Linked DNA regions of Homo sapiens: region 2 is linked to region 1. Evidence: read pairs that join two places in POLR2A ChIA-PET (ENCODE). Cell type or tissue: OCI-LY7. All regions are shown on one strand. Links, peaks and the distances in the headings refer to the core of each region. The heading gives the core; the rest is flanking DNA. Region 1 overlaps CAB39L (calcium binding protein 39 like). Region 2 overlaps SETDB2-PHF11 (SETDB2-PHF11 readthrough).

Evidence for each region. ChIA-PET counts read pairs that join two places held together with the same protein. Peaks named below come from ENCODE experiments on the same cell type or tissue, not always from the same donor. Only the 100,000 strongest peaks of a DNase experiment are listed, where the experiment ranks them.
Region 2: POLR2A ChIA-PET joins it to region 1 with 5 read pairs; 4 of 35 experiments call an interaction of 5 or more read pairs at or near these places.

What each region holds. Positions count from the first base shown.
Region 1 is chr13:49,416,439-49,431,612 of GRCh38, forward strand. The region is part of intron 3 of CAB39L (calcium binding protein 39 like); the gene reads right to left. Among named protein-coding and RNA genes, the nearest start is that of CAB39L, 20 kb to the right of the region's middle. In OCI-LY7, for the core only: no CTCF peak of the experiment used is centred there; DNase peaks (open chromatin) are centred at 1,963 and 2,603; H3K4me3 peaks cover 2,139 bases; H3K27ac peaks cover 2,226 bases.
Region 2 is chr13:49,499,717-49,514,890 of GRCh38, forward strand. It overlaps SETDB2-PHF11 (SETDB2-PHF11 readthrough), which reads left to right. Exons shown (of 21, transcript NR_135324.2): 13 at 13,343-13,450. It overlaps PHF11 (PHD finger protein 11), which reads left to right. Exons shown (of 10, transcript NM_001040443.3): 2 at 6,919-7,040; 3 at 13,343-13,450. Among named protein-coding and RNA genes, the nearest start is that of PHF11, 11 kb to the left of the region's middle. In OCI-LY7, for the core only: no CTCF peak of the experiment used is centred there; no DNase peak of the experiment used is centred there.

The DNA.
Region 1 (15,174 bases), core at 43-4,042:
TCAATTTAATATTTTTAAACTGTGGATTACAGCTCAGCAAACTGATTTTATGACCTACTAGTGAGTGGAAAGCCACAGTTTGAACAATGCTGACAAGGAGACAGTGCTTTCTTCCCCTGGACCTGTAGGCACTATGTAACGGAGTATCTAGTCATGAAGAAAACTGGCTCTGGAGCCTCCTACCTGACTTCACGTACTGCCTCTGCAACTTACAAGGTGCCTGGACAAATTACTTAACCTCTCTGGGCCCCTATTTCCTCATATGTAAAATGGAAATAACATACCTATGTCATAGGATTATTATAAGGATTAAATGAATTAATGTATAAAGTACTCAGAATAGTGCCTGGTACACAGTGAGCACTGTATAAATATTAGCTAAGATTATTATTATTAATGTGCCTACTGAGGAGGAAAAACACACACTGAGAATTAGGTAAGATGTAAGAGAAGGTCAAGAGGTCCTACGTATCCTGATGCTCTTGTTAGAAGCAGAAAAAGAAAACTGATAATCTCAAAATCTTCTACATAGAACCAAGCAAATGTTAGTCTATAGTAATTTGGTGTTTCTCTTTGATGCCTAAATAGATATTTGAATTAGATCTCACAGTTTATGTTGGCATCTAAAATCTCACTGGCTCTTATCTGAACCCAATCCACTCCTGATTAAGATAATGGTTGGATAGTAATCCATTCCTGATTAGTGTTGAATAGTTAATTTTGAGATAGTGGGCACTTTATATTCCAATTTTTAAAATAGCCTTATTGAGATATCATTTACATACCACAAAATTTCATTATTTGAGTATACCAGCCAATGATTTTAGGGGATTGAGGAGAGTTGTGTAATCAACGCTGCAATTCAATTTCAGAACACTTCCTTTACTCCTATTTGTATCATCTGCCTACTTGCAGTCTGCCTATTTTAAATGAGGAAAACAATCATGCATTGCCAGGCCATCCAAAAACCCCAACTAATTCCCGCAAATATGACTAACATACCCAACTTAACTATTTAACACTACTGTACCAGATAGAAATTACATTTTCCTTCTACAGTGAAGCCAACATGTCCTGTAATGTAAATAAACAATAGAATAATATGTTAACGATATTAAAAATATTATCTAAATTGGACTCAGGCACCTGGCAGAAGCAAATAACAGAAGCAAATAACGGAAGCAAAAACCTTCAGGGAAAGGAAAGAGAAAATAACAATAAAATACACCTTTGGGAGCTTAAGAGGATGGGGATATTCTATCAGGGGAAGACTGAAATAAAACTGTAATAGCCTCTTATGTTTTCCCCAAGAAGTTTTCAGCAGTGCTTACAGGCAGAATTCTTATCCCATGTTTTCAATCCAGAAATTAAAATCTGAGTTAAAAAAAACCCTGCAAGTCATTATGCTAAATATTCAGAAAGTGAGAATACCCACTAGGGATGGCTATAATGAAAAAGACATACTAAGCACTGGCAAAAATGTAGAGAAACTGGAACTCTCAAACATTGCTGGTAAAAATGTAAAATGGAGCAGCTGCTTTAGAAGCAGGTCAATAGTTCCTCAGAAATTAAACACAGCCACCGTATGACCCAGCAATCCCACTCCTAGGTTTATATCCAAGAGAAATGAAAACATACACCCATACAAAAACTTATACATGAATGTTCAAAGCAGCATTATCCATAATACCCCAAAAGTAGAAAAAAAAATGTCCATTAACTGCTGAATGGATAAATGTGGTACATTCATAAAATGGAACATTATTTGGCAAAAAAAGGAATGAAGTCCTGATACATAATACAATATGGGTGAAAACACTATGCTAAGAAGCCAGTCTCAAAAGGTCACATATTGTATGATTCCATTCATATAAAATGTCCAGAATAGGCAAATCCAGAGACATAAAATAGGTTCATAGTTGTCTAGAGTTAGGAGGGTTGAGAGGAAAGGGGAAGTGACTGCTAAGGGTTACAGAGCTGCTTTGCAGGAAGATGAAAGGGTTCTAAAATAATTGTGAGGATAGTTACACAACTCTGTGAACATACTAAAAACTACTGACTTGTACACTTCAATGGGTGTTCTAGAATTCTAGGATACATTAATTCTATCTCAATAAAGCAAACACATTTTGTTTATTTATTTTTTTGAGACACAGTCTCGCTCTTGTCACCCAGGCTAAAGTGCAGTGGCATGATCTCAACTCACTGCAACCTTCCCCTCCTAGGTTCAAGCGATTCTTCTGCCTCCTGAGTAGCTGGGATTACAGGCATGTGCAACCATGCCCGGCTAATTGTAGTTTTAGTACAGCCCGGGGTTTCACCATGTTGGCCAGGCTGGTCTCAAACTCCTGACCTCAAGTGATCTACTCACCTAGACCTCCTAAAGTGCTGGAATTACAGACATGAGCCACCACGCCCAGCCAAGCAAACATATTTTAAAAGCATCATTTTGCCATGTGCTTTTTACTCTTTCACCTCATGTATATTTGAAAAGAACCTTATGTTTTTAATTAATTTACATTTTATTCATCAAAATGTTTTGTTTTTTGAGATGGAGTCTCACTCTGTTGCCCATGCTGGGTGCAGTGGTGCGATCTCGGCTCACTGCCACCTCTCCCTCCCAGGTTCAAGTGATTCTCTTGCCTCATCTTCCTGAGTAGCTGTGATTACAGGTGCATGCCACCATGCCTGGCTAATTTTTGTATTTTTAGTAGAGACGCAGTTTCACCATGTTAGCCAGGCTGGTCTCGAACTCCTGACCTCAAGTGATCCACCCGCCTCGGCCTCCCAAAGTGCTGGGATTACAGGCGTGAACCACCCTTAGTCATCAAAATATTTTCAAAGAACTATTCGATAAATATCAAGTCTTTCAAAAGTTCTTCAAAAGCTTATTTTCCTCCTTTGAATCATAAAGTTCTATTCCACTAAAAAATATGAAATTCCAGCCTGAGCAACATGGCAAAACCCTGTCTCTCAAAAAAATACAAAAATTAGCCACATGTGGTGGCATATGCCTGTAGTCCCAGCTGCTCAGAGGACTGAGGTGGGCGGACTGCTTGAGCCCGGGAGGTCAAGGCTGCAGTGAGTCAAGATCATACCACTGCACTGCAGCCTGGGCAACAGAGAGAAAAGAAACCCTGTCTCAAAAAATAGGAAGAAGAAGAAATGAAATTCAAAATGTAAAATTTCCAGTGCTTGAATCACAGTTTTCAAATTCAGCTTCAGTACTGTCAATTGGCAAAACAACAACAACAAAAACCCCAAACTTTATTATTTTAATCTATTTGGTTCATATTTTGCAAGAGATGGTGGATCTAGAAAACTTTAACCGGGATTTTATGACCTTCCCCTCCCCACCCCGCCAAATCTGAACAAAGAGCTCAAACTACTTTTTTTCCTTCTTTTATTCCATATCATATAGAAGAATGCCACAGTTGCAAAAGAGCAAGCTATCTCTAAAATCCAGGGCCAAGATCAGCAATCCCAGTACTTAAGTCAAAAGAATCAATAAACAGTAAATAGGATTAATTAAATTCATTCTATGTTTCAATTTGTCCAGGTTTTAAACACATTATTCAATCACAGCCATCATAAAATAAGAAATATTATATTAAACGCATTAACTTTAGATTAGAGGATGACAAGTTTAAGGAAGTTGCAGACATCCATTTAGATATCTGTGAAAGGACAATTATTTTAATATTCTTTAATGTACAAGATTTTATTAATATTTCTACAGCACTGTCAAGAAAAAAAGGAGGCCCCAATGAACTGACAAGTAGGCTAACATATAGATTTGTCTTGCCATATTTCTCTATGTAAGTAAATTCAGTTCTGAAAAATAATGCATAAATATACTTTAATGATACAACTTCATTTATCCTCACCTTGTTGACTTTTTCATCTTATGTTCCCAAATCTACTCCTCTGCTGGGTTATTAGCATTTTGCAGTTATAGTTATATATTTTATCAATGTATTAGAGACAGCTAATTGCCTTCCAATATCTGTTCTCCACTTCTTCCCTAACAAAACGCTGTTTATTTCATCACTTTGCCAAACAGTATAAAAGCTCAATTTTCCAGGCTGTCGCCTCAGCTTCCCAAGTAGCTGGAATGTCAGCTAAAGGAGTCAGTGTGACTTAGTCCTGGACAATAAAATGCAAGTAGGGGCTTCTGGGTAGACATATTTTTCTTTATTCTTCTAAGTAAAACCAAAAGCCATGTACATTATGTTTATTATATAAAATGTGTTTGCTTTATTGAGATAGAATTAATGTATCCTAGAATTCTAGAACACCCATTATTCTAACTTTATTAGAAATGCTAAGCATCAGTATTACTGTTGGAATTACGAGAATTTGAAAGATAGCTGCATATAAGGTCAAGAATCAGTAAGTAGAACTACAAAGCAGAAAAAAAATTATTACATTTAATATAACAGTAAATTCTAAGGGACTTAGAAATAAATTTAGCAAGCGAAGAACACATCTGCATGAAGAAAAAAATAATAATCATATCTAAGGGCAAAGAATAAGATCTGAACTAGTGAGCAAAATATCTGTACATTATATTTCAACTAAAACCAAAAGGATTCTGAAAGGTGGAGAGACGACAAACTGGCTAGGGACCTCAGGACCCAGGAGAAAACATGGTAATGATATCCTGAATTTTCTTATTTTTGCTTTCTATATCCCACTCTGGATACTGGTGAAGCCAGCAACCCAGGAACACCAAGTGCAAAGAAACTGCCTCCCCTCTCTGCCCGCCCCTGGAAAAAGACTGCTTTCTCTAGCCAAAGGAACATGAAAGGGGCAGCAAGACAGAAAACTTAAAGGCAATAAATAACTCCAGACAAACACCACAGAAAAAAGTGAAACTCCACCCGACCCCCACCAGCAAAAACCAAGTGGAAAGCCTAGACTTCCATCCCTGTCTGGCTGTAAGAGGAGGCACCCCAAGCTCTTTCCCTAAATGGGGAACAAGGGGAAAGTTGGGACATTCATCCCCCTTGAGCATGATCTAATATCCCCCTTCCCATCTGCGCTAGTGGAGACCACTTTAGGAGCCTGGACTTGCAGCCCACGCATCAGTCACAAGGTGCTCCTCCCCCGACTGCAGGAGTGGTGCCAGAGGAGACTTGTTGAGTGCTGGACTTTCACCACCACTTAGCAGTACCAAGGCCTCCCCTCCACATGGTGTCAGTGGAGGTCCATCAGAGAGCAGTAATAAGGCACTCCTCTACCTCCTAATGAGAGGGGTACCAGTGGAGGCCTAGTGGAGAGCCTGAACCTCCTCCTCTACCCAGCAGTAACAAGCAAACCCCCTCCCCTAGGTGGTCAACTGAGAACAGGGAGAGAACCAAGCCCCTCTGGTGGTAATGAGGCAACCCTGTCTACCCCCAGCAGTAGTGTTGGAGGGTGCCTGCTAAAACACAGATTTAAGTAAGACCCAGAGTCTTATAACATAATACACACAAAAAATAATAATAATACACAAATGTCCAAGTTTCAGTCAAAAATCACTTATTTAATCACAAAGAGATATACCATTTGTTTGATGGGGGCGGGGAGAGAGGGATAACTTATACCAAGAACCAATAAAGATCTCAAACTGAATGATTAAAGACAATCAAAAGATGTCAACACTGAGATGAAACAGCTTGACTGTGCAACAATTTTCTTTTCCTCTCAAAATCTTCTGGCCCTTCAGATTAACACTCCACTGACATTGCACTTATACAGTAAAAGCCTTTACTAATTTATAAATTATAAACTTTGTGATAAAGGAAAGAGTTAAGTATTTCCAAGGAATTTTAGCCCAAGGAAAAGTCGGCATTTAAAAATTTATTTCTGGCCGGGCGTGGTGGCTCACACCTATAATCCCAGCACTTTGGGAGGCCCAGGTGAGTGGATCACTTGAGGCTAGGAGTTCAAGACCAGCCTGGCCAACATGGCAAAACCTTATTTCTACTAAAAATACAAAAAGTTAGTTGGGCATAATGGCATTAGCCTGTCTTCCCAGCTACTCAGGAGGCTGAGGCAGAAGAATGGCTTGAACTGGGAGGTGGAGGTTACAGTGAGCTGAGATTGTGCCACTGCACTCCAGCCTGGGAGACAGAGCGAGACTCTGTCTCAAAATAAATAAATAAATATAATTTTAAAGTGTATTTCTCCCTTAATTTTTTTTTTTTTTGAGGGATGAGTCTCACTATGTCCCCCAGGCTGGTCTCAAACTCCCAGGTTCAGTGATCCTCCCACCTCAGCCTCCTGAATAGCTGGGACTATAAATGCACCCGGCTTCCCTTACTTTTTTATTTCTTAAACTTACCGTTGATTAGAAGCAACCGGAATGAATTCCTTGCACTTCTCAAATTTATTATTCTCTAATATTAGTTACCGTGCAATTCTTACAAGACCAAAAGCATTTTAAAAGTCAATCTTTAAGTATTAAAAAATATACTGGAAAGACTCACCAAAATAATTTATGAATGAGATGATACTAGGTCATTTTTAAGAACACTAGAAAATGTTATTTTTACATTCTCAGTGTACAGAATTTTTTCCAAGTTATACGTAAAAACTAGGAAAAAACAAAATCCACAGACCTAATGCAGAAATGTGATACAGCTTGGGTGAGGATAAAAAGAGGAAGAAACAGCTGTGCTACTCATGAAGGACTATACCATAGATCATTGATGCTCTATCATTAGTATCATCAGGATCACCTGGACGGCAGGTGAAACAGATTACTGGGTCCTTTCCGCAGAATTTCAGATTAAATAAATCTAGGGCAGGTGAGAATTGGCATATCAAACAAGTCCCCAGGGGACGTTGATTCTGCTGGTCCAATGACCACATTTTGAGAACCACTGCCTTAAAGAGATGATGCCTGTGCAGATCACAAAATATAATAATAAAGGTCAGCTACTGGAAGCCTAACTCTAGTGAAGCAAGCAGAACAGCTGTACCTAATTCTGAATTAAGAGTAAGAATTAGAGGCCAGGGACAGTGGCTCACATCTATAATCCCAACACTTTGGGAGGCCAAGGTGGGAGGATCACTTGAGGCCAGGAGTTCCAGAGCAGCCTGGGCAACAGAGAAACACTCCCATCCCTACAAAAAATAAAATAAATCATTTTTTAAAAAAAGAGTAAAAATTAGTAGGAGAGAAAGGGAAGTCAGACCCTAAGTTGCTGTAAAGGTAAAAGTTCATAAAAACCAGAAAATAAAAACAAGTAAGCAACTCTCTTCCCATACACGACAACCTTATTAATGCATTTATTCAACATTTATTGAACAAGAACTATATACCAGGTACAACACATGGAGAACACAAACATAAATAAGCATTAACTGCTAAAGAGCTCATCATCTATAAGGTGAAACAGAACAAAAAGTAATTGTAGACCTAGAAAAGTTAAGGAATTTAACTAAAATGACAAACACAGAAAAATCTGTTCGGCAAATTTCTAAGTTATAACTTCAATGGCATTCTTATTCTTTGGTGACAGGAAAGAAAAAGGGAGCAACTTCACTCTATTAACAATAAAAATCTCTAAAAATAGAATAACAAGTCCATACTGACATAAGCTATTGAATAATAAATAAACGGGAGAGAAGAGACAATCTCCTGTGCAGAAGAATTCCAAGTAATTAGCAGGTGGAACATAACTCCCCACTCCCTGAGTGTAAGTTATAGATCGTGACTTCTTTCCAGAGAGCAGCATGAAAAGAGGGGTAATGGAAACCTGACTGTGGAGAAACCTCACCAACACTACCTCACCCTAGTGATCAAGGTCAACATCAACAGTGATAAGTCACATTGACAGTATGTGATGAAAATGGCACTGCGCTTCTGCGATCTTCCTCAAAACTCGTAACCCCAGTCTAATAAAGAGAAAAACATCAGACAAGTTCAAATTGAGGAACACTTTTACAAAGCACTTAACCAACACTTCTGAACACTGTGAAGGTCATAAAAAACAAGGAACGTCTGAAAAACTGTCACAGCCAAAAGGAGCCTAAGGAGACATGATGACTACATGTAACGTGGCATCCTGGAACAGAAAAGGCTCATTAGGTAAAAACCAAGACAATTTGAACAAAGTATGGACTCTAATTAATGATAATGTAAAAATGTATCAGTATTAGTTCATTAATTGTAACATGTTAATATGTAACAGTTAATAAACTGGTTGTAGGATATATGGGAACCCTCTGCACCATCTTCGCAATTTTTCTGTAAATCTAGAATGGTTTTAAGAAATAAAACTTATTTTAAAACTTGAGAATTAACTTCTCAGAACACTAATTTAGTTTTTAAAAGTCAAAAAATTCCAATGATGGAAAATAAAGGAATACATGAATATATTATGGAATAAATAAGTATATGGAGATTTGCTCCTGACAGGAATTTCTAAATAAGTTTAATGTATATTTTATAATGAGAGGATGGGAATATCAAATTATATATTTTTAAGTTAATGGTACTGAGTTCATTTCACCAGAATTACACCATTATAAAGCTACGATTGACAAAATCCACAAGAATGCATTAAGCAGAAAACACGGCCAAAAACTTTTCAGTAGTAAAACTAATTTAAAATGTAACAAGCACAAAGCAATTCCAATTAAATAAATAATGAAATAGGATGTCAGTTTAGAAAAGAATGAATCTGAATTAATATTTCACAATGCACATGGTAATATATTTCAGGAGGTTAAAAAAGTAAACCTAAGAAAAGTCAAAAAATAACTAAACAGGAGAACATTTTTTTACTTTACCTTAGAAGAAAAATTTGAGTCCTGAAGAAAAAGACAATTTCAATATTGAAAACTTTTATTTTTACATGAAAAATAAAAACTTTTTATGCAATCAATAAAACAAAAATTATAGGAATAAATGTAACAGACTAGGAGAAATCATTACAAAGCTTGCTACCCAAAATATCCATATACAAAAATATAGGCATATGTAGAAAAATACATATGTCTATACACACGTATATAGAGATGAGTATAAAAGTTCAGTTGTGCATTGCCAAGGGAATAATTTCCAAGTAGGAATACAATAAATGAATCAAGACATAGCAAAATGCATAGCTCTGGTAGCAAAATTATTTGGTAAACTATGCAAAAACAGGCACAAAGCTAAAAATATTTACTATTTGGCTTTTTACAGAAAAGGTTTGCCAACCCCTGGGCTAAAGAAGCAAGTTAATTCACTGACCCACACAATTTTTAGTGAGGTTGAGATAGTCATTACAGACAATCCTTTTCAAAAAAGGAGGGAAATGCAAAGTACATAGAATCAGGTTACTAAAATACAGAGGGAAATGTTGGAAATCTGGAAATTCGTTAAGACTCAGTCCTATTTCCATCGGGAAATGATTCTCCATGGCTCTGGGATCCATCTTCCAGGTTCAGCCCTCTGAGACACTCTTTCTTTTTAATGAAAGGTAGCACTTGCTTTCTGCTAAGCAGTTTTCTCATCATGCTTCCTACTTGTAGAAGTTTGGGGGTCCAAAGGCATCTTTTCATTTTGTACTCTCTGACCCCTTTAATCCAAACTAGTAGTGATCCTTAAAATACATTCCTCTTAAAGCTTTGTGGGGGTCCTAGGAATCTCACTGGGGTTCTTTGCATTAAACAAAAGCCACACGCACAAATCTTTTTCAGATAAGCCCTCCTCTACCTTGAGATTCTGCTGAAATGGCTGCAGGATAAGGACCATCCCCTTAAGTTTCTTGGACGCGCTATTGTTTGATTGAATGGATTGGTCAGTCACACCATTAGTCTTTCTTTAGAGGCCCTTTTATGTGACTGAAAAGTACTCTGAGGCAGAAACTTAGATCTTTCTTAAATTTTAACAAAGGATTTTACAGCCACACTCTCAACTTTGTCCTTAGTTTTCCTGACAATGCCTTGGATCTATCTGATCCTTGTTCAAGAAGGAAACCAGAATATTTCACCCTAAAATATGCTTCTTTAAAATATTTTTTTTTTTGAGACGGAGTCTCGCTGTGTTGTCCAGGCTGGAGTGCAGTGGCATGATCTCAGCTCACTGCAAGCTCCGCCTCCCGGGTTCAAGCCATTCTCCTGCCTCAGCATCCTGAGTAGCTGGGACTACAGGCGCCTGCCACCACACCCGGCTAATTTTTATATTTTTAGTAGAGACGGGGTTTCACCGTGTTAGCCAGGATGGTCTCGTTCCCCTGACCTCGTGATCTGCCTGCCTCGGCCTCCCAAAGTGGTGGGATTACAGGAGTGAGCCACCGCGCCCAGCCAATTTATTGCTCTTTATTGAAGATTTTCTATGAGCTGGGATTCTAAACCACTCTAAGCCACTCTTGAGTTACTTTTCTCTCATGTGAACTGCACTGCAGCATTACTATACGTGTTTGTTTCTCTCTTGTTCATCTGTTTTTTGCTGCAGGAGTCTGTCCCAACTACGAACTTATGAAGGTTGAGGAAAATTATTATTTCTCCCTTTCACTTAGAAGAAGCCATTTCTTAATTTAGCATCATTTACTGTTTGGAGAGGCTGACATGGTCAAAACTATCAAGTCTCAGCACCTTCAGGTTTATCAATCCTTTCTTTAGCATACTTGCTCCTGTCACTCTTTAGGCACAAACCAGGTGGCACCTTCAAGTCTAGTTGGAAATCTTCTTAGCTACGGTACTCAGTTCATTATGTGCATTCTAGTTTCTACATTACTACAGGTGACAGTGTTGCATTATAAAGCTTATGCTACTATATTAGAAGGATCCCCTTTCCTCCAGTTTCTAAAAAGATTCTCCCATTTTCCTTTAAGCCCTTCCTGGCAACCTCACCAAAAAAACATGAGTCTACAGTTTCTCCAAGATACTTTAGATTTACACTGACAGTGTCTTCAATGTCCATTCACCTTTCATCCACTACGAAGTTCCAAAGCCATGCCCACTTAAAATATTTGTTGCTGGGCACCATGGCTCATATGGGATTGTTCCCAAAGCAATCCCAGCACTTTGGGAGGCCAAGCAGGAGGATCACTTAAGCCTAGGAGTTTGAGACCACCCTGGGCAACACAGTAAGACCATATCTCTACAAGAAATAAAAGAATTAGCTGGGCGTGGTGGTGCACACTTGTAATCCCAGCTACTTGGGAGACTGATATGGGAAGACTGCTTTAGCCCAGGAGGTCAAGTCTGCAGTGAGCTGTGATAGCATCACTGCACTCCAGCCTGGGCAACAGAGCAAGACCCTAGCTCAAAAAAAAATTGTTGACATCACTTATCTTACTTCATTTGAACTGCTATATCAGAATAACATAGATGGGTGGCTTATAAACAATATAAATTTATTTCTCACAGTTCAGGAGGTTGGGAAGCCCAAGATGAAGGTGTCAGCAGATTCAGGGTCCAGTGAGGGCCCACTTCCTGGTTCACAGATGGCCATCTTTTCGCTGTATCCTCACATAGTGGAAGGCGAAACAAGCTCTCTCAGGACTCTTACAAGGACACTAATCTTATTCATGACAGCTACACCCTAATGACTTGATCACCTCCTAAAGGCCCCATGTCCAAATACCATCTCATTAGGGATTAAGTTTCAACATAGGAATTTTGTGGGGACACAATCAGTCTACTGCATCAATCAACCTCTAGTGCCAGTATCAAATTAGTTGTCTACTGTGTAACAATTATCCAAAACTTGTAAGCTTAAAACACATAGCTTAAGATCTATTATTTCACATAGTTTCTGAGAGTCAGGAATCCAGGAGTAGTTAGCTCAATGGTTCTGACTCAAATGTCAGCCTCAGGCAGGAATGCAATCATCATGAAGTTTGACTGGAGCTGGAAGGACTACTGGCTACTGGCTAGAGGCTTTGGTTCTTTGCTGTTTGGGCCTCTCCATAGGGATGCTCACTTGACTAGCTTCTCCCAGAGCAAGTGATCAGCAAAAGCGTGATAAAGATGGAAACTGCAATGTCTTTAATAATCTAATCTTAAAATTAACATTCTGCTGTTTTTTATTGGTCACACAGACCAGTCTTGGCACAGTATGGAAGAAGAATGAATCCACAGGGCGCAAATACCAGCAGGTGGTGGGGGCCATCTTGGAGGCTGGCTGCTGCAGTGGCTTGGCAATTCCAGGCAGAGTCTCATTTACAACACCCAAATAAGGAAGGAAAGAAACAGGGAGGGAAAGGGGGAACTTCTTCACATAACTTCTCTTTTCTTAGGGGGAAAATATTGTTCAGGGAGCTCTCCAATAAACTTCTATATCTCTTTGGCCTGAAGAGAATAAAACAGTTACCCACTAAGTGCCAAGGAGCCTAGAAAAATAAGTATGTGGCATTTTTTGCCTCAATCATAAAAAGAAAGCAGGAAAGTAGGAGGTTGGTATGACTTTTGCATAGACAACGGTCTACCACAAAAGTTAAGTAAAAAGCATAGCAAAGATAAACAAGTCAATGATTACAATCACATATTTTGAATATATATTTCTAAATTCCAGAAATTAAATGGTTTACTTCAAAGATGTCTGAAAATTTGTTTTTAAGTTGATATAAATGTAAACAAAAAATGCTAAATTAATATTCCTCACTATAATTATATAGCATTTTATAATATCCAGACTGTTCATATGTATTCTTTACAATAGCCTTGAAAGAAAACTAAAGCAAATATTATTATGTTAGCCCCACTTTACAGATAAGAAACATGAATCAATGGTATGACCATAGCTCACTGCAGCCTTCAACTCCCAGACTAGAGTGATGCTCCTGCTTCAACCTTCCTAGTAGCTGGCCCTACAGGCATGCCACCATACTGGCTAATTTTTAAAATTTTTTTAGAGATGAGGTCTTATTATGTTGCCCAAGCTGCTCTTGAATTCCTGACCTCAAGCGGTCCTCCTGCCTCAGCCTCTCAAATAGCTGAAATTACAGGCATGAGTCACTGCACCCAGCAAAAAATTATCATTTTTGACAACACTAATACTACAGTAATTTGCTTAACCCTCTATCACTGACATTAGGTTATTTCCCATTTGTCACTCTCATAGTCAATCCTATCAAAATATTTTCATGCATTATTTTTCCCTCCTTACTTAGTTTATTTTATTAGGAAAAAATACCACAAATTGGCTGACTGGGTCAAAACATACATACATTTTTTAGAACCTTGCTATATGCTGATTTCTAAAAGCAATTTAATATAGTTTAGTTAACTAAAGATGCTACCAGCATGAGTATACCATGAGGTTCACCAAAACCTCACCATCCCCAAGTACCTCGTTGAATTCTTGCTTATTTAGAATGAAATAAAATGTTCTCTTATAGTTTTAATTTGCATTTATTTGATTACTTGTGGGATTGAACACTCCTTTTTGTGTTTTTCACTTTGTTCTTATGAGAACTATAAATTCATATCTGTATTTCATTTACTATAGTCTTGAGATTTTTCTTATAAAATTTAATAAGTTATTTCTCATAAACATGCTTTGTTATTTGGTTCAAATATTTCTTCTAATGTTACCTTTTTTATTTTGGTTTAACCAACATTCATTTGTACAAAAAAAGTTATATAATAATTCTATTCTATAAAATGCTCTTCAGTGTTTTGTTTTGTTTTTTCACTCCAAAATGGAAAAGTTACTAGCTGTCCAAAAAGTTGATAAACATGCTACCAGCTATAATACTTATTCTCCTTTTAATCAGCCTGGGGTTTATTTTGATCTATGATATTCAATTTAAATTTAGTTGCACAATTCAAAAATTGCACTTAACTAAAGATGCCCTTTTGCATGCTGCTAACTGCTATAGATAGTTGGGCGGATTAAGATAACCCAAATAATGTGGAACTACTATAAATAATATAAATGCTGTGAATTTAACTATAAAATTTGCCATAGGAAATCAGTAAGGCATACGTAAACATTACCTAAAAGAGACAAAACAGCTCCCAGACCCACACAAGGTGGCTATAACCTAATTGAAAGTGCTCTAACATTATCTATTTTAGAAGACAAATGGGTCATTCAGAAGGGGCACTGGTCAGCCACTGGCGTATAGGGCAGGGAAAAAAGTTACTGGGTTTTTCTCCTTTTTCAATTAATTCTTCCTACTAACTATACATTTCTTTTTTCACCAATCATTTTCAAGAGTTTTTTAGCTTCCTGTGCTTGTTATGTGGTACTCCCACTCTCCTTTATTTAGGAAGTTAATGATTTTAGTTATTTCTTATTTTATCCTAGAGACTAAACTTTTTCTCAAGTACACTCTAGGTGAGTTGTCTGGTCTCAGGGTCTGGATGTTTCTGATCTGGAGGTGAGACTGGTATCGACATGGCTGCCTAAGGCTATCTTTGCTGATGTTATCAAATCTTTGAAGCCTAATTCGTAATTCCTGTTAATACCGCAAGTGTCATACCTGTTCTCTTCCTATTTTCATAGAATTGCACTGAAAGGCTTAATAGTCATATAATCCAAATAGAAACTCAATCTGCAAGCCTTTCACATGAATTATTATCAAGACATGTTCCTCTATTCACTGTTTCTATTTTCTGGCTTTGTTTCTTTAAAAAGTGTTCTGTTAAGAAATAATTAACAATAAGCTGCACATATTTAAAGCGTACAACTCAAAAAGTTTGGACATATGTGTATTTACCTGTGAAACCATCATCACATCAAGATAGTGAACCTCCTAAATCTTTCCTGTCCCTTTGAATTCCTTTCCTCCCTTTCCTTGTTGTCTCCTCTGCATTTGATATGCTTCCATTGCAATACAGCACTTATATTTTTCAGAACTTTTAATAAGTGTAATATATTCTTTTTTGTCTGGCTTCTTTCACATAGCGTAATTGTTCTGGGGTTCATCCACTTTGTTACAAATATTGCTGAGGAGTATTCCATTGTATAGATATACCACAATTTTGTTATTCAATTACCTGTTAATAACTACTTTGGAAAACGGTTTTAGCAGCTTCTTAAAAAATAAAAAAAGGCTGGGCGTGGTGGCTCACGTCTGTAATCCCAGCACTTTGGGAGGTCAAGGCGGGTGGATCACTTGAGGTCAGGAGTTCCAGACCAGCCTGGCCACCATGGTGAAACCCCATTGCTACTAAAAATTAAAAAATTACCTGGGCTTGGTGGCACACTCCTGTAATCCCAGCTACTTATGAGGCTGTGGC
Region 2 (15,174 bases), core at 3,588-7,587, 87 kb after region 1:
AAACAGTGGAAGAACTAAAATAGTAAATTGCAATAAACACTAATGATAAAAGGAGAAGAAAGGAGGAAATCTCCAAACCAGCACCATAAATTAGTTACCTACCAGTCCAGAACAAATCTATACTGGAAGGGGATTCTAAATGAAATGATAGGATTAGTGAATCCCATTCCAACTGTTTCACCCATTTCTTTAGTGGCAGAATGTGTTCCTTGACCACGCTTCCTGGCTACCCCAGATTCTGTGCCCTGGGTGGATTACCCTTGGCTGGAGGGCTTTAAGAGTAGAAGCTAGAGCCTCGGCAATCCATTTCCACATTGAAGAGGGCCTGCAGATTGCCGGAGAGATTAAGAATCACTGTGTTGTTTGAATTAGTCATAGTTCTTATATTCCAGGCTTGTGATCTTTCTGTGGTTTCATTCTGTATAAACTTTCTTGGCTCTCAGTTTCATTTGTGAGAATTCTAAAATTCTGCAATCTTGTCGGGTCAGGCTCTGTGAGTCCTCAGGGTTGCTAAACCCCCCTAGAAAGGAGCCTGGAAAGCCCTGCTGACTATTCTTGGTCCCAGCTACTGATGAAAACCAATGGGCTCTTCCCTAAAATACCTCAGCCTTCATGACACACCTTTAGGTATCCCTCCCTCTCTGAATCTGTACAGTTCCTGAGTTCAGATGGTGAGGGATACCAAACTGTCCAAATGTATGTGGTCCATGAGTTTCGGATAACACATAGCAAGAGTTCAGATAGTGAGAGATGCCTGTCTGTGTAAAAGTCCTCAGTGTGACTCCCATAGTGAGAGATGCCTGTGTAAAAGTCCTCAGTGTGACTCCTCCAACTGCAGAGAATTACACACTTCCTCCAGTCTAGAAGATCAAAAGAGCTAGAAGAGCCGAAATCCATTAAGACACTGTGATATGGGGGGATTTAGCAGGAAAAAGCCACTAGGGAGAACCTGTGGGTCCCACCCCATGTTTTTAATCCATCTGCACTGAAGACAAACTCTGGGTCTAGCACAGCAGTGTTGTCAGCATATCTGTCTTGTCTGTCTTGTTCTTCTCTGTATTCCCCGTTGTCAGAGAATACAAACCACCTCTGTATTCCCAGATGCCAAGACTCTTGGAACCCAAGTACTTGGGAGCTCAGCTCAGGTATCAGTGACTTGACAGCTCTGCCCAGTGCACAGAAACAAGCAATGTTGTACAAAAATGTTCAGCCCTTATACAACAAGAGGCAGCTGCATATCCTGTCAGATAGTATCGCTTTTAATTTGGGAGTCACCAACTTTTGTTTTTTTTTTTTTTTGGTTTTTTTTTTTCTGAAATGGAGTTTTGTTCTCATCGCCTAGGCTGGAGTGCAATGGTGCGATCTCGGCTCACCGCAACCTCCACCTCCCAGATTCAAGCGATTCTCCTGCCTCAGCCTCCCGAGTAGCGGGGATTACAGGCATGCACCACCACGCCTGGCTAATTTTGTATTTTTAGTAGAGACGGGGTTTCTCCATGTTTGTCAGGCTGCTCTTGAACTCCCGACCTCAGGTGATCCGCCTGCCTCGGCCTCCCAAAGTGCTGGGATTATAGGTGTGAGCCACTACGCCCAGCCCCACTGGCTTTTTTTAAGCCTGTACTTTACAAGTTTTAATGTCTGTTTTGAGTGTCCTTTAATAAGAACACAGTATTCTATCAAAGTAGATTTTGGGTCTGAGGTAATTAGAATATTGGGATGTTTTTCCCCCAGTTTCATCCTAGGGCAGGGGACTTTGTGTTGTCAAATATTAACATATATTCTAAAACATTGAAAATTTTAAGTGTAGCATTGTTCAATGGAATAAAACAGAAGCACAGGAGGAACAGATCCAACTATATGAAAAGGAGATTTTAAATTAGTGGCTAACCATTATGAATATAAGTTAGATTCCCATCTCATACATTACAAAACAATTTATTCTATGTTCATGAATAGTTTAATTCTTTTTTTGTTTCATTTTGTTTTGTTTTTTTGAGGAGTTTCGCCCTTGTCGCCCAGGCTAGCATGCAGTGGTGCAATCTCAGCTCACTGCAACCTCCTCCTCCCAGGTTCAAGTGATTCTCTTGCCTCAGCCTCCCGAGTAGCTGGGATTATAGGTGTCCGCCACCATGCCCGGCTAATTTTTGTAATTTTAGTAGAGACAGGGTTTCACCATGTTGGTCAGGCTGGTCTCGAACTCCTGACCTCAGGTGATCCACCCGCCTCGGCCTCCCAAAGTGCTGGGATTACAGGTGTGAGCCACCGCGCCCGGCCAATATTTTAATTCTAAAATTAAATTAAGGCAGGACATGGTGCCTCATGCCTGTAATCCCAGCACTTTGGGAGGCTCAGGAGGGAGGATCACTTGAGCCTAGGAGTTCGAAACCATCCTGGACAACATGGCAAGATCCCTCCTCTACACAAAAATTTAAAAATTAGCTAGATGTGGTTGCATGCACCTGTAATCCCAGCTACTTTGGAGGCTGAGGTGAGAGGATCACTTGAGCTGGGGAGGTTGAGGCTGCAGTGAGCCATGATCATGCCACTGCACTCCAAGCTTGGGTGACAGGGCAAGACCCTGTCTCAAAATAAATAAATTGATTAATTAAAATAAATTAAAATTCTAGAAGAAAACAGAGGTAAGTGTTTTCTATGTCCATCTCACCCAAGAGCAGAAATCATAAAATAAATGATTGTTGTAATTTCATCAAGTAAAACATTTAAATATTCTGTATATCAAAGAATATTATAAACAAAGTTAAAAGACCACATATATGACTAACAAAGGGTTAATACCCTGACTGTTATAAACCAATAAGAAAATAATAATTCAACAGAAAAATGGGCTAAGGACATGAGTGCCTTAGAGAAGAAATGGGATTGTGACCTTACTGCATGTTACATTCGTAAGTCCAGATTATGATCCACTTCTCTCTGCATTTCGTGTTCTTTCCTTTGACTTCATCATCTAACCTTCTGTCCTAACTGTACCTTGATAATACGTTTATTTGTTTGTTTGTTTTGAGACGGAGTTTCACTCTTGTTGCCCAGGCCACAGTGCAGTGGCACATTCTTGGCTCACTGCAACCTCTGCCTCCCAGGTCCAAGGGATTCTCCTGCCTCAGCCTCCCGAGTAGCTGGGATAACAGGCATGCACCACCACGCCTAGCTAATTTTTTTTTTTAATGTAGTAGAGATGGGGTTTCACCATGTTAGCCAGGATGGTCTCGATCTCCTGATCTTGTGATCCACCCACCTCGGCCTCCCAAAGTGCAGGGATTACAGGCGTGAGCACCGTGCCCGACCAAGATTGACCTTCTTAAACAACTTTGTCATCATGTGCTTCTCCTGCTCAGACATCCTCCTTGGCAGCCTTTCAACACGTTTCTCAAATCCTTTCCCAGCTTCCTGTGCAGCCTTTCCTCCTCAGCCTGGCTGCCTTACTGTCTCAGCTCCGATCTCTGGGCCTTTTCCCATATGGCTGCTTCCCTCTACAGTGTTCCTCCTAGCCCATACCCCAACCCACCCCACCTTTCCCTCCTCTCCAGGTTGTACCAGTTCCAGGCCCCTGCCCTTGACAATACTCCTTCCCACGAGGAGCACTTCCTCGGCTACCTCCTTAGCGTGTATTGGAATTCCCACTCACTTGGCAGTTGCACTTTGTGACACTTAATTCTGCCATTTTATTTTCCTAACTGCTATTTAGTCTCCCTGTTTATTTCGTAAGCTTCTTGCAGACACCAGTTCTATCTCACCACATTTCTTTACGTCCTCTGCTCTACTATTCACTAGAGGAGCCCCTCACCACAGATAGCTGTTGAGCACGTACAATGTGACTGGTCCTATTGAGACATGCTTTAAGCACAGAATACACACTGGACTTCAAAGACTCTGTACAAAAGAATGAATAACTTTTATATTGACTAAATGTTGAAAGGATGTAAGTTCTTTGACATATTTGGTTGCATAAAGCACATTATTAGCTTCACCTGTTTCTTTTTTGGGTTTTTTGTTTGTTTGTTTGTGTCGTTTTTGAGACAGAGCCTCATTCTGTTGCCCAGGCTGGAGTGCAGTGGCACAATTTCAGCTCACTGCAGCCTCTGCCTCCTGGGTGCAAGCAATTCTCGTGCCTCAGCCTCCCAAGTAGCTGGAATTACAGGTGTGTGCCACCATACTGGGCTAATTTTTTTGTATTTTTAGTAGTGACATGTTGGCCAAGCTGGTCTTGAACTCCTGACCTCAGGTGATCCACCCACCTCAGCCTCCCGAAGTTCTGGGATTATAGGCGTGAGCCACTAGGCCCAGCCTCCTTTTTGATTTTTTTAATGAGGCTCCTAGAAAGTTTTCAGTGATATCTGTGGCTCACATTTGTGTCTTGTTATATGTTTCTTGTTGGACAGCATCGGTCTAGAGTGCACAACATAGTGACTCAAACACAAGAAATGCTCTCAGGCTGGGTGCAGTGGCTCACACTTGTAATCTCAGCACTTTGGGAGGCCAAGCAGGCTGATCTTGAGCCTAGGAGTTTGAGACCAGCCTGGGCAACATAATGGGACCCCTGTCTCTAAAAAAAAAAATAACAAAAATTAGCCAGACATGGTGGCCTATATCTGTGGTCCCAGCTACTGAGGTGGGAGACTGAGGTGGGAGGATCACTTGAGCCCTGGAGGCAGAGGTTGCAGTGAGCCATCATTGCGCCACTGCACTCCAACCTGAGTGACAGAGCGAGACTCTGTCTAAAAAAAAAGATACTCCCCAGCCCCCCGCCCGGCCAGCCGCCCCGTCCGGGAGGTGAGGGGCGCCTCTGCCTGGCCGCCCCTACTGGGAAGTGAGGAGCCCCTCTGCCCGGCCAGCCGCCCCGTCCGGGAGGGAGGTGGGGGGTCAGCCCCCCGCCCGGCCAGCCGCCCCGTCCGGGAGGTGAGAGGCGCCTCTGCCCGGCCGCCCCTACTAGGAAGTGAGGAGCCCCTCTGCCCGGCCACCACCCCGTCTGGGAGGTGTACCCAACAGCTCATTGAGAACGGGCCAGGATGACAATCGCGGCTTTGTGGAATAGAAAGGGGGGAAAGGTGGGGAAAAGATTGAGAAATCGGATGGTTGCCGTGTCTGTGTAGAAAGAAGTAGACATGGGAGACTTTTCATTTTGTTCTGTACTAAGAAAAATTCTTCTGCCTTGGGATCCTGTTGATCTGTGACCTTACCCCCAACCCTGTGCTCTCTGAAACATGTGCTGTGTCCACTCAGGGTTAAATGGATTAAGGGCGGTGCAAGATGTGCTTTGTTAAACAGATGCTTGAAGGCAGCATGCTCGTTAAGAGTCATCACCACTCCCCAATCTCAAGTACCCAGGGACACAAACACTGTGAGAAACACCCAAGAATGATAAATAAAAAATAAATAAAAAAATAATAAAAAAATAAATAAATAAAAATGAAAAAAAAAAAAAAGATACTCCCAAATTTTTGGTTGTTAGACATGAATGAAAAAAACAGCTAGCTCATTCCGTCTGAGCAGTTTTCACTCTATCTTACCCTTTTTTCTTGCTTGGTGGGAAGCTGGGGACTGTTAATTTGTGTCCCCGGTAGGTGGGACCCAAATCCAAGAAACAGAAATTAAAGAAGAAACTGATCAGAATGTGAAATAAACGCTAGCTCCAAATGCAGCCTTCTGACTTGGTGAAATGAAAGACCTAACTTAAAGAGACAGAGAAGAGATCTGGATAACAGAAGAGACTTAGGGATCACTTAAGCAGTTAACCTCATCTAAATTGAAAACTTTTCCCATTAAATGGTAAAATAAATCTTTCTTTCAAAACTAAAATTTGAAAATTATAAATAAAAGCTGTTTTCTACTACAGAAAATCAAAGGAAGTAAGAGGATGAACATTGCAATGGGCAAAAAAATCTTAAACGAATTCTTGTGGCCAAATAGCAAATAACCAGTTCAAAAACTTTGCCTCTTACTGACACATGGGTGGAGATCTCAACAGCTGGCTTTCTTCTCCCTCTCTCTGCCTCTTGCCTTTTCTTCCTACCTCTTCTTCCCTTAGATTTCTTTCCTTTTTTCCATTCTTCGCCTTAAAAAAAAAATCTACTTCCTACCTTCATGTATCTTTCCTAATCATGATATTGAATTAAAGCACACTTAAAGTACATTGCTCATTTATGTCTTTAATTCTCATAGAATTTATTTTTGAATACAGTATGGCATTAGGATTCTAACTTTTTAAATAGATAATTAACCAGAGCACTATTTCTTAATATGCCATTGTTTTCTTCTTCATTTGTAGTGACAATAATGATTATTATTGAGAGCTTGCTATGGGCAAAGCAGTGTTTTGAGAGGTTTGCCTGTATTTAAATTCCTGGTTGTGTTTCTTGAATAAAGGTCTTCCTCATTTTGGCCAGGCACAGTAGCTCGTGCCTGTAATCCCAGCACTTTGAAAATGCCAAGGCAGAAGGATCACTTGAGGCCAGGAGCTTGAGAACAGCCTTGGCAAGGTAGCAAGACCCCGGTCTCTAAAAAAAAAAAAAAAAAAATTAGCTGGCTTTGGTGGCATGCACCTATAGTCCCAGTGACTTGAGAGGACCACTTGAGGTTGGGAGTTCAAGGCTGCAGTGAGCCACTGCACTCCAGCCTGGTCAACTGAACAAGCCTCTTGTCTCTACATTTTAAAAAGAAGAAGTTATCCTCATTATTAGGCATTTAGAAGTGAACTCATTAATTCTTTTCTTCTATTAGCATAGTAAAAAATAAAAAATAAATAGCTTTTTCACTTGGGTCCCCAATATTTTGTCTCTCTGGGAATTAAGACTCTCTCATAAAAACAAGTGCCCTGCCTTCCACTTGAAGACTGGAAGAGGAGTTAGTGAGACCAAGAAATTCCACTTTTCCATTTCTCACCAGGGATATTACTTATAGGTGTCTTTCAGGTTGCAGAAAAGATGGAAAAAAGGACATGTGCACTCTGCCCCAAAGATGTCGAATATAATGTCCTATACTTTGCACAATCAGAGAATATAGCTGCTCATGAGAATTGTTTGGTAAGTTACTTGAAAACATACTTCAAAGTACATGAGTACTTTTAGTGTAGGACACATAAGAATAGATAAACAACACTTTGGACACAAAGAATAACAAGTTGGCCATGGTTTGAGCTTTTAGGTGAAGATTGGGGAGCATTTCTTTTTTTTTTTTTTTTTTTTTTTGAGACGGAGTTTCACTCTGTCACCCAGGCTGGAGTGTGGTGGCGCAATCTTGAATCACTGCAAGCTCCGCTTCCCGGGTTCACGCCATTCTCCTGCCTCAGCCTCCCGAGTAGCTGGGACTACAGGTGCCCGCCACCATGCCAGGCTAATTTTTTTTGTATTTTTAGTAGAGATGGGGTTTCACCGTGTTAGCCAGGATGATCTCGATCTCCTGACCTCGTGATCTGCCCACCTCGGCCTCCCAAAGTGCTGGGATTACAGGTGTGAGCCACCACGCCCGGGCCTGGGGAGCATATTTTTCTGACTTTGAACTGTTTCAGATTTAAAATATAACAGACACTGATAGACCTTCTACCCAGGTATAATTTCTATCAAAGTCTACAGAATTCTGAGATTTATCCATGTTGGTAAACATAGCTCTAAGTCCTTCATTTTAAATATGATGTTCGATTTCATGACTATATTACCATTAACTGTTCTGTGAATGGGCATTTAGTTTTTCCAGTATTGTTTTCTATGACTAACAAGTCGTCATGAACATTCTTGTCTAGGTCTCCTTCTCATGTGAGAATTTCCCTAGTCTAGGCTATACAGCTAAGAGCAGAATTGTTAGGCACAGGAATGGGGTGTTTTGTACTTGACTAAATACACCAAATTGTTCTTCAAAGAGATTGTACCATTTAATACACCTAACTTACCAAACATCATAGCTTAGTCTAGCTCACCTTAAACATGTTCAGGACACTTACGTTAGCCCACAGTTGGGCACATCATCTAATGCAATGCCTGTTTTATAACAAAGTCTTGAATATCTCATAAAATTTATTGAATACTGTATAGAAAGTGAAAAACAGAATGGTTTATGGGTACTATACAGGAGGATGTGTGTAGGTTATATGAAAATGCTATGCCTTTTAGATAAGGGAACTGAGCATTCACGGATTTTGGTAGCCTTGGGGGTTCCTGGAACCAATCCCCTGCAGACACTGAGGGACGACTGCACTATGGCTTTATTACTAGCCTTGGCTTTTATTTTGGCACTTTGAATTTGTGGATCAGCTTTTCATGTTTGACCAAAATACCTTTTGGAATTTTGATTGGAATTGCATTGCATTTATAGATGAATTTGGGAAAAAAATAGACACATTCATATATTATAATATATTATAAATAATTAATATAAATAATTAGAGAGACAAAACCTGTTAATGGATGGGAAAAAGATGCATTCATATATTATATGTATTAATATATTATTAATGCAGTATGTATTAATATATTATTAATGTGTTATGTATTAATATATTATTGTGTTATGTATTAATATATTATTAATGTGTTATGTATTAATATATTAATTATATATTATATAAATATAAATAATATGCATTTTATATAATATATTACTATATTCATATATTACTATATTCATATATTCATATATAATATATTACTATATTATATATTATAATATATGAATGTGTCTTTTTTTTCCCATCCATTAACAGAGTCTGTCTCTCCAATTATTTAGGTCTTTTATAAATTTCAAAACTGTTAAATAATTTTTATCTGTAGTCATATAGAACTTGGGGTTGGGCATATTCCTGGGCAAGTTTTTTGTTTTGTTTTGTTTTGTTACTTTTTTCTAAAAGCTTTTTAAATGAACTATTATCAGTATATATAAACACTATTTATTTTTATTTATTGATCTCATCCAGCAACCTTACCAAAGTCTTATTAGTTCTAAAACTTCTCTAGATTTACCTGGATATATTGTATGTGGACAATCCTCATCTTTAAATAAGAACAATTTTATTTACTTACCTTTAATTCGGGGGACTCTTAATCTCTTTTTCTTGTGTTTTTCCAGAACATTCAATTATAGCGGTGATTACAAGCAATTAAATTTGGAAGCCCTGTCTTGCTTCTGATATTAATGGGATGCTCCAAAAATCTTATCATTAAATTTGTGTATGTTTTACATTCTTAATGATTTCATTTAATTAAAATAAGGAAGTTACCTTTATCTCTAATTTGCTAAAAATTATAGCGTATTGAATATTACTAAATGCTTGTTCTGCATCTATTGAAATGATCCGGGTTCTTTTTCTCTCTCTGGCCACAAACAGTGCTAAATGCTTTATTTTATTTCACTTTTTTATATACATAATTTGATGTTTATTTTAAATTACAAATTTATGGAAAAGTTGCATATACAGTACAAAGAACTTTTTTTGGTCAGAACCATTTTAAATTAAATGATATGCAATCTATCCTGAATACTTTAGTATGATTTTTTTTTTTTTTTGAGACAGAGTCTTGCTCTGTCGCCCCAGGCTGGAGTGCAATGGTGTGATCTTGGCTCACTGCAACCTCCACTTCCCAGGTTCAAGCGATTCTCCTGCCTCAGCCTCCCAAGTAGCTGGGATTACAGGCACATGCCACCACGCCCAGCTAATTTTTTGTATTTGTGGTAGAGATGGGGTTTCACGTGTTAGCCAAGATGGTCTTGATCTCTTGACCTCGTGATCCACCCACCTCAGCCTCCCAAAGTTCTGGGATTACAGGCATGAGTCACTGTGCCCAGCCTTTAGTATGTATTTTCTACAAATAAGGTGATATGCTTTGGCTGTGTCCCCACCCAAATCTCACCTTGAATTGTAATAATCCCCACGTGTCAAGGGTGGAGCCAGGTGGAGATAAGTGAATCATGGGAGCAGGTTTTTCCCAGGCCATTCACATGATAGTGATAGTGAATAAATCTCATGAAATCTGATGGTTTTATAAAGAGGAGTTCCCCAAAAATCTCTCTTGCCTGCTGCCATGTAAAACATGACTTTGCTCCCCCTTACCTTCTTCCGTGATTGTGAGGCCTCTCCAGCCATGTGGAATTGTGAGTCCATTAAACCTCTTTTTCTTTATAAATTACCCAGTCTTGCGTATGTCTTTATTAGCAGTGTGAGAACTGACTAATACACAAGGACATTCTCTCTCACACTATAACAATATAAACGTCAAAATCAGGAAATTTTGTTATACTACTACCGTCTATTCCTCAAACCACTGAGGTTTCACCTGTTGTACTAATAACGTGTGTGTGTGTGTGTGTGCTTTTTTTTTGAGACAAGGTCTCACTCTGTTGCCCAGGGCTAGAGTGCAGTGGCACCATCATGCCTCACTGCAACTTTGACCTCCTGGGCTCAAGTGATTCTCCCATCTCAGCCTCCAGAGTAGCTGGGACTATAGGCATGTGCCACTGTGCCCAGCTAATGTTTTGTACTTTTTGTAGAGATGGGGTTTTGCCATGTTGCCCAGGTTGGTATCCAACCCCTGGGCTCAAGCAATCCTCCCACCTCAGCCTCCCAAATGCTGGAATTACAGGTGTGAGCCACCATACCTGGCCTAATAACATTTTTTATAACAAAAGATTTTAGCTCATGGGTTGCATTTGGTTATCATGTCTTAAGTTTTTTCATTTTATTCTGTTAGTAATGTGTGTTTTACTTATATATTTTTTCTGCTGTGAAACCATTCTTAGATTAACACCATTTAATGGTGATGTTTTATTTTTACTTATTTATTTGAGACAAGGTCTCCCCAGGCTGGAATGGAGTGGCATAATCATAGCTCACTGCAGCCTTGAACTCCTGGGCTTAAGCAATTCTCCCACCTCAGCTTGGACTACAAGCACGTACCACCATACCCAGCTAATTTTTTATTTATCTTTTTGTAGAAATGGGGGTCCCACTATGTTGCTCAGGCTCATCTCGAACTCCTGGCCTCAAGTGATTCTCCTGTCTCAGCCTCCCAAAGTGTTGGGATTAGAGGCGTGAGCTACCGCTCCCAGCCCAATCGTGATGTTTTTATTCTAATATACTGTTGATGTTGATTTGCTACTATTTTTTAGTTAACTTTATTGGCATAATTTACATAAAATCAAATGTACCCATTTTAAGTGTCCAATTCAGAAAGTTTTGAGACATGTTGAGACCCATGCAACCACTACCACCATCAAGATATAAACATTTCCATTACCCCAAAGGGTTTCCTCAATGTTCTGTGCAATCAATTCCTTCCTACCCCAAGTCCCTGTAGATTTGTCTTATCTTTTCTCAGATTTCATATGAAAGGAATCCTATAGTTGTCCTCCTTTGTGTCACTTCCTTTGCTCAGCATACTGTTTTAGATGCATCTATGTTGCATGTATCTGTATCTTGTTCCTTTATCATTCTTCACAGTACTTAATTGGTATGCATGTATCACAATTTGCTTATTCATTCATCTGTTGGTAGACATGTGTTATTTCCAGTTTGGAGCTCTTATGATAAAAATCAGCTATAAGCATCTGTATATGAGTCTTTGTGTCTTTATTTAGGCCTTTCATAATTTCAAAATTGTTCAATGGCTTTTTTTTTTTTTTTTGAGACGGAGTTTCGCTTTTTTTGCCCAGGCTGGAGTGTGATGGCGCGATCTCGGCTCACTGCACCCTCCGCCTCACAGGTTCAAGCAGTTCTCCTGCCTCAGCCTCGCGAGTAGCTGGGATTACAGGCACCTGCCACCATGCCCAGCTAATTTTTTGTATTTTTAGTAGGGATGGGGTTTCACCATGTTGGCCTGACTGGTCTCGATCTCCTGACCTCAGGTGATCCACCTGCCTTGGTCTCCCAAAGTGTTGGGATTACAGGCGTGAGCCACCGCACCCGGCTATTCAGTAATTTTTATCTGTAGAGGTATAGAACTTGGGGTTAGGCATATTCTGGGCTTGTTTTTTGTTTTGTTTTGTTACTTTTTTCTAAAGTATTTTTAAATGAGCTATTATCAGTATATATGAACACTATTGATTTTTATTTATTGGTCTCATCCAGCAACCTTACCAAACTCTTATCAGTTCTAAAAAGTCTCTAGATTTACCTGGATATATTGTATGTGGACAATCCTCATCTTTAAATAAGGACAATTTTAATTTGGGGCACTCAGTCTCCTTTTCTTGTTTGGTTATGTTTGTCTTGGGTAAATAGCTAGAAGTAGAATTACTGAGTCATAAAGTTAGTGTATGTTTAACCTTAAAAGTGATTGCATTATTTTACATTTCTACCAATAATATGTAAGAATTTCATTTGCTCCACATCCTCATCAACACTGGGTCTTGTTATTTTAGGCAGTCTAGTAGATATATATTGCATCTCACTATGGCTTTAATATGCCTAAGGGTTAATGATATTGAGCATCTTCTCATGTGCTCATTTGCCATTCATAAACCTTCTTTCATGAAGTGTCTATTCAAATTTTGTGCCCACTTTTAATTGAATTGTCTTATTATTGAGTTGTAAGTGTTTTCTAAAATCTGGATACAAGTCTTTTGTCAGAGATATGTATTGTGAATATTTTCTCCCAGTCTCTGGCTTGCCTCTTTGTTTTCTTAGCAATGTCTTTCAAAGACAATTTTTATTTTGATGGAATCCAACTTACTTTTTCTTTATGCTTTCTGATTTTTATAAGAAATCTTCGCCTATGCCAATGTCACCAAAATTTACTCTTATGTTTCTCATGCCCTTTTGTTATTTGAGTGTAATATGTGAAACATTGATCTTCAATTCAGATTTGGAGTCTTCTGGTTTCAAGTAGCACATAGAGACTTGAGCCAGCCTAAACATAAAAGAGGGTTTATGATAAGGTTTTGGGGGCATTTCATGTTTCCTAAAGGCAGGCATGCAGGTGGGTGTAAGAAACAGCTAGAAAGCCATTGGGAACCTAGAATGTCCTCTTTCTAGCCCTTGTTTTTCTTTCTTTGCAGACTGACTTGCTCTAACCACGTGGCTTCAGCTATTGCTCAAAGCCCATTCCACACTTTTAGGATAGGGGATCAGACTGACCCAGCTTGGCATCAGGGTTCCACCCAGGTCAATGAGTTATTAGAGGTCAGGATTACAAAGTATAAAACATGCCCGGAAACCAGGGTCATTCCCAGAGAAATGGGATGGCTTATGGTCTGCTCATCCACCCCCAAAGTTGCCACTGTTTTACCCCCAGTCCATTTCCCACTCCTGGTTTGATTTTCCACTTTTGGTATGATTTTCTGACATGTAGCTTTCAATATTACTTTGTGCATACTCTGGATTTTTTTTTCCAATCTGCAGCTGTATTCTTCAGGACTTGTGGAATGTGAGGATCAGGATCCACTTAATCCTGATAGAAGTTTTGATGTGGAATCAGTAAAGAAAGAAATCCAGAGAGGAAGGAAGTTGGTAAGTGTAAATGATGTTATTTCTTATACTGGATGAACAGACCCTCAAGGAATGCATTCCAAAGGAGTCTATTTGACTGATACACCAGGGATAGAGAAGCATCTTGGAGAGCTGGAAGAAGTAGGAACTGTATTGGAAACCTCAATTCAACTTAACATTTAATTTTTTTTTTTTTTTTTTTGAGACGGAGTTTTGCTCTTGTTGCCCAGGCTAGAGTGCAGTGACACGGTCTCAGCTCACTGCAACCTCCGCCTCCTGGGTTCAAGCGATTCTCCTGCCTCAGCCTCCCGAGTAGCTAGGATTACAGGCACGGGCCACCATGCTCGGCAAATTTTTGTATTTTTAGTAGAGACAGGGTTTCACCATGTTGGCCAGGCTGGTCGCGAACTCCTGACCTCAGGTGATCTGCCTGCCTTGGCTTCCCAAAGTGCTGGGATTACAGGTGTGAGCCACCACGCCCGGCCAACATTTAATATTTTAAAATAAACTACCATATACTTCACCAGTAAAGTGATCTGAGTTAGAATGCTTTTGCTGTAAGTAGAAGAAAGCTCAAGTCAAACAGACTTTTACAAAGAGGATACTTACTTTTTCACTTGATCAGAGAAAACACCTGCTTTCCAAGTTGGTTGATTGAGTGGCTTGATAATGTCATCAGGGGCCCAGGTTCTTCCTCTCTGGCCTCCTGTCCCCAACATCAGCTGGTCCCATTGTGGTCATAGGGTGGCCGCAGGCAGCAACTGAAGCATCAGGCTTTCTTGTTCATACCCAGTGAAAGACAAAGGTCATCCATACACATGGAATAAGCCCCCTTCTGAAAGTTTCATTAGGTTGCACCCCTCTTTCTGCACCAACTGCTGGGGGTGGCCATAACTAATCAGGGGTCAGCTCCTCATGGGTCATAAGGGGGCTATTCAAGGAGGAAGAAATGCTGAGAAGTCATTCCACTGGGCTTATTGCAGCGACATCCTCTCAAGGACCCTTCACATCTTAGCAAGCAGGACAGCAAGTGTGAGCACCTCACATTCTGACTACAACCACAGGGTTAATAACCAGGGACAAATGTATAGTTAGTCTTTGCAAGGCATCAGCATCAGCAGCATCCTGTGGTAGGTGTGTTACATACATTGCTCTAGGTAAACTCCCAGCTATAGGTAAAATGATGCCCATTTTAATCGAAGAAATGGAAAGTGCAGGGTGAAAGGCAACAGTCCAGATGGAATTCTGCAAATTATGCTATCTTAGGCAGTGTACACAATACTGTAGTAGGTCCTGAAGCAAGCCATAAAAATGGACTGTGTGTGGCCCGGGCATGGTGCTGCATGCCTCTAATCCCAGCACTTTGGGAAGCCAAGGCAGTTGAGGACTGCTTGAGCCCAGGAATTTGAGACCAACCTGGGCAATATAGTGGGACCCTGTCTTTACCAAAAAAGAAAAAAAAATTAGCCCGACACAGTGGCATATACCTGTAGTCCCAGCTACTTGGGAGGCTGAGGTAGGAGGATTGGGTGAGCCTGGAAAGTCGAGGCTGCAGTGAGCTGTGATCACACCACTGTACTCCAGCCTGGGCAACAGAGTGAGACTCTGTCTCAAATTAAAAAAAAAAAAAAAGAGTGTGTGGATCCTGCTCTCAATGTCTATGCTATTACTAATTAATACTTGGCAAGACTGGCTGCTGACATCATTAGTGCTGACAATGCCACATCCCTAGGATTTTGGGTGTG